Regions from separate parts of the Homo sapiens genome. Here region 1 is linked to region 2. A link is an interaction called in ENCODE POLR2A ChIA-PET data of the cell type or tissue named here. Cell type or tissue: MCF 10A. All regions are shown on one strand. Links, peaks and the distances in the headings refer to the core of each region. The heading gives the core; the rest is flanking DNA. Region 1 has its middle 110 kb from the start of CPZ. Region 2 has its middle 26 kb from the start of HMX1.

Evidence for each region. Peaks named below come from ENCODE experiments on the same cell type or tissue, not always from the same donor. Only the 100,000 strongest peaks of a DNase experiment are listed, where the experiment ranks them.
Region 1: POLR2A ChIA-PET joins it to region 2 with 8 read pairs; 2 of 35 experiments call an interaction of 5 or more read pairs at or near these places.

Annotation. Positions count from the first base shown.
Region 1 is chr4:8,705,521-8,708,423 of GRCh38, forward strand. No RefSeq gene overlaps it. Among named protein-coding and RNA genes, the nearest start is that of CPZ, 110 kb to the left of the region's middle. RefSeq lists enhancers at 1-675, 676-1,422. In MCF 10A, for the core only: no CTCF peak of the experiment used is centred there; no DNase peak of the experiment used is centred there.
Region 2 is chr4:8,896,740-8,899,642 of GRCh38, forward strand. No RefSeq gene overlaps it. Among named protein-coding and RNA genes, the nearest start is that of HMX1, 26 kb to the left of the region's middle. In MCF 10A, for the core only: no CTCF peak of the experiment used is centred there; a DNase peak (open chromatin) is centred at 1,262.

The DNA of each region.
Region 1 (2,903 bases), core at 152-2,651, 190 kb before region 2:
CTCCAGGGCACTTGCTGGAGGTCTGCAGTGCAGGGAGCTCTCCGCTCTCTGAGGCCCGCCCATCCCCAGACAATGCTGCTTGTTAAAATGTCCTCCAGGCAGAGCGAAAAGCTGCCTCCCCGTAGCTTCCCCTCAGCACCACGCAGGCAGTTCCTGGCCCCTGAGGTCCTCCTCTTTGGCCCCCCACCCCAGCCTCAGCTCCAGGTTCCCAGGAGCCTCTGAATGTGGCTCCCACACTGCATGGACGGGAGTTGGGTGCTGGATAAGCCAGGGGGTGCCCCCTCTGCAAAACTTCGGCCTGGCAGGAGGCTTCTTGTGACTTCTGAGGCTTGCCAACAATGTGCGGGGGTCGCCGGCTTTCTGCTGGATTTGCTTTGTAAAGAGGTCTTGGCTTGGGGTCAGCTGACCCCTGTTCCTGTCCAGCCTGCCACCAAGGACTCCGTGTGCCCTGGGGCAGCCACTTAACCCCTGGCCTGTGACGCTGCAGCTTAAAGGGTCTGAGGCCACCCACCTCGCACTCTGCCTGAGGAGCACGCTCAGGAGAGGGAGTCTCAGCAGTTGTGCCAGATGTCACCCAGGTCCAAAGCTGTAGCTTTGCCTCCTCTACCCCGGCCCTCAGTCCCAGACGTGGGAAAGGAAGGGCCCTAATGGCAGTGGAGCCCCCCGAGGCTGCGGCAAGGGGCAGGAGGGTGGTGGGTTGTGGTGGGGGAAGCGTATTTTAATTCTCAGCATCCCTCACTGCTTTCCTCTTCTAGAGACAAGAACAAGCCCAGAGTAAGTGATTTTCCCAGAAAGTTGGGGCATGAGACATGTCCAAGTCCTAAACCCCCATGCCTGTGATTGGAACCTTATTTGGAAATAGGGACTTTGCAGATGTCATTAAGACGAGGTCATCCTGAAATAGGGTGGGTCCCATGTCCAATGACGGGTGTCCTGATGAGAGGAGGAAAATCTGGAAGCAGAGACCCAGGGAGAAGACCCTGCATTGAGAGAGGCAGAGACTGGAGGGAGGCCTAGGATGGCTGGAAACCACCAGGAGCTAGAGAAGTGTGGGAGGAGTCCATCCAGGGCCCCAGAGGGAGCGGGGTCCCACCGCTTCTTGACTTTGGACTTGGAGCCTCCAGGATGCATTATTTGAAACCACCCAGTTTGGGTTGCTTTGTTTGGCAGCCCCAGGAAACGAATGCAGTCGGGTTTGGGATCCGAGCTCTGCCACGAAACCGGCTGTGTGACCTCGCAGGACTTGCTGAACTTCTCTGAGCCTCGGTCCCCTGGTCAAAAAAATGTTGATGCAGCACGTCCCTCACTGGGAGCCGTGGGGACGAAACAAAATGCATAAGGGGCACACGGCGAATGGGTGAGCTGCTTTAGACAGTGGGAAGCCTCCTCCAGCCCCGCCGGGGCCCGGGGGTGCTGCTCTGGCTGTGGGTGGGGGTGGGGTGTGCAAGGGAAATGGGGTATCAAGAGGCTTCCTCCAGCTCCCTTTGATGTATACAACTGCCTCCAAGGGCACGTGAAACCCTTTGAGCCTAGGAGTTGGGGGCAGGAGAACTCTGAGAAAGGCTGCCCCTGGCAATTAGCTGCAGATCAGGTTTCTGCCCGGCGTCCCATGGGTCCTGTCAACAGAGGAGAAAGCCTGGAGCGGGGCCGCAGGTCCTTGGTCCACACATCCCCCTGGTTTCTCATGCCCACCCCTCTCCATGAGACTCTGCTTAGTAAATATTAATTTACCCTCAATTACTGATGACAGGTCGAGGAAGGCCTTGCCCGAGCCGCAGGATGAGGCTGTGTCCTTCAAAGCCGGCACCAAGCAATTAGGGCTAATGGTGTCTGCAGCAGGAGGCCCGTGTGGCTGGCCCCGTGGCCCATCCCCTGGCGGCTACCATGGCAGTGGCCCTGCTTTCGGGTCTGGAGAGTCGTCTCCCACCTCTCTTCCCAGGAAGGACAAGAAAGCAATGTTGCCAAGTGCCCAGGAGGACCCAGAGCTGGGAGGCCTGAGGACCCTGCTAAGCTGGTGAACACTGGCAACTAAGAAATGGGGTTCAGCTGTGCCCTGGGATTCCAGAAGCCCACATTTCTGAGGTTTGGCATTGGAACACAGAGGAGTGTAGGAGCCGATGGTGGCACACTGTCACCACAGACGCCAGTGCAGGGAGCTGAGCAGAGAGGGCAGCCCTGGCCTCACCACACCTTGCTGGCTGACAGCAGCAAATCACTGAGCCTGAGTCTCCTTGGCTGTTAAGTGGGGATACAGTGATTCCCTTGTGGGTGGTGGTGAGGATGGGATGAGACCATGGTCTGCTGTGACTCACGGTTGAGGTTCCTGAGTGTAAGTAGGTGGCCGTGTGTCCAAGGAGGCCCGTTCCCATGCCCTGAGAATTCAGAGGGTTTCGGAAAAGGGAACCCCCTATCATACACTGAGGTCAGCTGAGAGGGAGCCTGATTGAAAGCCTCAGAAAATGAATCCAGAATGAATGAACTTAGGAGGCAGGGGGTGTGGCCTTTGCACACCTCAGCACCATACAAAACCACCCAGTTCTTGCAAAGGTGTCAGCTCACCTGCTATAACAAAGTCCTACAGACTGGGTGGTTTAGAACCAGCAGACACTTATTTGTCACAGTTCTGGAGGCTGGAAGTCTGAGACTGAGGTGCCAGCATGGCTGGGCTCTGGTGAGGACCTTCTTCCAGGTTGCAGACAGCTGCCTTCTCATAGTATCCTCCTGTGGTAGGAAGAGACCTCTCTGAGGTTTCTTTAAAAGGGCAGTGATCCCATTCATGAGGGCCCATCCTCATGACCTGATCTTCTCCTAAAGGCTTCACAGCTTAGTACATCACTGTGGGGATTAGATTTTCATGGATGAACTGGAGGGGGGACACGAATCTTCACTCCCAAGCAAAAGGG
Region 2 (2,903 bases), core at 182-2,681:
AGGTAGATTTGAATTTGGGACATGGCTGCCCCCTGCCACCTAGCCTCTGCACACACAAGTGCATGCATACACACACATATATGCGCACACACACACGTGCACAGTGATTGAAACACAGATTTAGACCTTGGGCATGCAGGGCAGAAGGCCCATCCGAGAAGATGCAAACACAAATCCATTTCCTTCAAGTGTTGATTGATTTCTCTTCAAGAACGCCTGCATTATGCAAGGGGCTGAAGGTCAGCTGATTTAAATGGAAATGAGTTCGGGAAAAACAAATCAACACAGCTCCAGGTTCAATTCACTGGAAAAGCACATCGCCTTGAGTTACTCAAGGAATGACAGGGCCATTGTAGAGATAGCTGGACAGCCTGCTCACCGTGCTTCCGGGGGTCTCAGCCTTGGAAGATCACCGTGCTTCCGGGGGTCTCAGCCTTGGAAGATCACCGTGCTTCCGGGGGTCTCAGCCTTGGAAGATCACCGTGCTCCCGGGGGTCTCAGCTTTGGAAGATCACCTTGCTCCCGGGGGTCTCAGCTTTGGAAGATCACTGTTCTCCCAGGGGGCTCAGCTTTGGAAGATCATCCTGCTCCAGCTCCCAGGGGGTCTCAGGCTTGGAAGATGTCTCTGGAGTTGCTGGGTCCTCCATGAGTTCACTTATCCTGGCTGGAGCTGGGGGTTACCACGGAAACCTGGAGGGACTTTTCCCCTAACAAGTCTTTTTTTTTTTTTTTTCCCAAACAAACACTTTTTGGAAGAGTTTACCCCGAAGTGTGGCTTGGGTTTTGCATCTCAAGTGGTCTAAGCAGCTCTATAGTCTCTGCAAAAGAAAAACACATATTCCCTCCCTCTGTCCTTCCCACCTTCTCGCCCTCCCCTCCTCCTTCTCTCCTGTCTGCCTTCCTTCCTTTTCTCCTTCTTCCTCCTTCCTCCCTCTCTTCCTTTGACTGGCCAGTCATCAGGCTGGTTTCTGGAACGGGGCAGGGAGCAGACAGCCAGGGCCATTCCCATGTGGCACTCGTGGCCGTGACCTCACTCGTGTTCTTCAGCTGGCCTGTGAGGCCACCGTGCTGTCTTCATTTAGAAGTGCAGACGCAGAGTCCCAGAGAGGTGGAGTGATTTGCCCAAGATGGCCCAGCAAATGGGTTCCTGAACCTGGCAGCAGCCCCTCTGCCTCAGGCATTCCCTCCTCTCCAGCTCTTCTGGCAAGTCCCTCCCTACCTGCTTTGTGTCCTGCAGCTGGTCTGGGCTGACTCACAACCCCAAGCCTCGGTGCCTCCTCCCTGCCACGCTGGGACTTGCCTGCACCCTAGGGCACCGACTCTTTGTTAAATGATGTCTTAAACATTGTGGGCAGCGTTTACATCTCACTTGGAGATTCTCGGGCCTCCTTGGGCAAAATCTGCCACCTCTGCTCTGTCCCATCATGGTCCTTGGCACGAGTCCCCCTCGGATCACCAGTCCCTGGCTCCCACCTCCACTCACTTGGACTAGCCTGAAGGCTGACCTAATCCCATGCTGGGCCCCAGCCCCCAGAGCACAGAGCCAGGCACATGCAGTTGCTGTCATTCTAGATGGGCCCGGGGAAGTAAAAGCATTTCAAGCCAGAAGGGCTGGGGGAAGGAACGACAAGGGAGAGGAGCTACCTCTGCTGTATTGTGAAAGACGGAGGTGACCAGAGTGGAGGGACATTGGGGTCTCGAGAGAAGAGAATACCGGGAAGTTAGCTGAGGACCCCCTGAGGCAGGAAAGGTAACAGGCAGAGGAAGGAGGAAATCGAGGCAGGAGGAGCCAAACCCGGAGTTTGCCCAGAAGAGCGGAATTCCTCCCCATCCACATCATCTGTAGCCTGTGGTTTTGATTACCTTCTGGCAGTCCGTAGCGCCCCTTAGGAGCTGAAGCACTTGCGTTTCCATCTGCTGATCAGACATGGGAGGAAACCAAGACAAATAAGACGTCCACATTGTGGTGGGAGCATGTTTTTGGCTCTAGATTTGAAATTAGCATAATGTTTGTCTAAAGCTAACAACAGTACATTCTTCCTGTCTGGAAACGTGTTAATGATCTTAATATTTAGGAGAAAGTGTCTTCAGATGGAGAGAAAGCTGGCTCCCTGCACCAAGATTCAGTTTGCTTAGAGCGATTTTACTGTCATGTGTTTTCTTGGAGGAACCAGAGGGAGACATCTGGGTAGTTTATCATCATTTCTTTGAAATACCTTTATATCTTTAAAATATGTGCTTCCTGCCCCCAGAGCTGTTGGATCGTGAGGACATACAGGCCACACCTGAAGGCTGCTGGCATCCTTCTCAGGTGCTCTGTGGCTTAGCTCTTTGCTCTCTAACAGGTGAGGAATTATTCAGCCCATTTTACAGTCATGAAGACTGAGCCTGAGGCAGAGTGACCTGCAGACCCAGGGTTACATAGCCCTGGCAGGGACTCGGGTGCGGCCCAGCTCACCTTGAGTTTACTTTTTTTATTTTTTTTTTGAGACAGAGTCTTGCTGTGTCACCCAGGCTGCAGTGCAATGGCATGATCTCGGCTCACTGCAACCTGTCTCCCGGGTTCAAGCGACTCTCCTGCCTCAGCCTCCCGAGAAGCTGAGGTTACAGGCACACACTACCAGCCTGGCTAATTTTTGTATTTTTAGCAGAGACAGGGTTTCACCATGTTGGCCAGGATGGTCCCGAAATCCTGACCTCAGGTGATCTGCCCGCCTCGGCCTCCCAAAGTGCTGGGATTACATGCATAAGCCACCGCGCCTGGCCTGAGTTTGCTTTTGTAAGCAGCCTTGAGCATTTTCTGCTGTCCCTGGAAGGGGGCCCAGCTCTGCTCGGCAGTTGTCCAGGGCCGGCTGCGCTAACAAACACCAGATCCAGAGCTGGGGGTCTCATCTTCAGTGAAA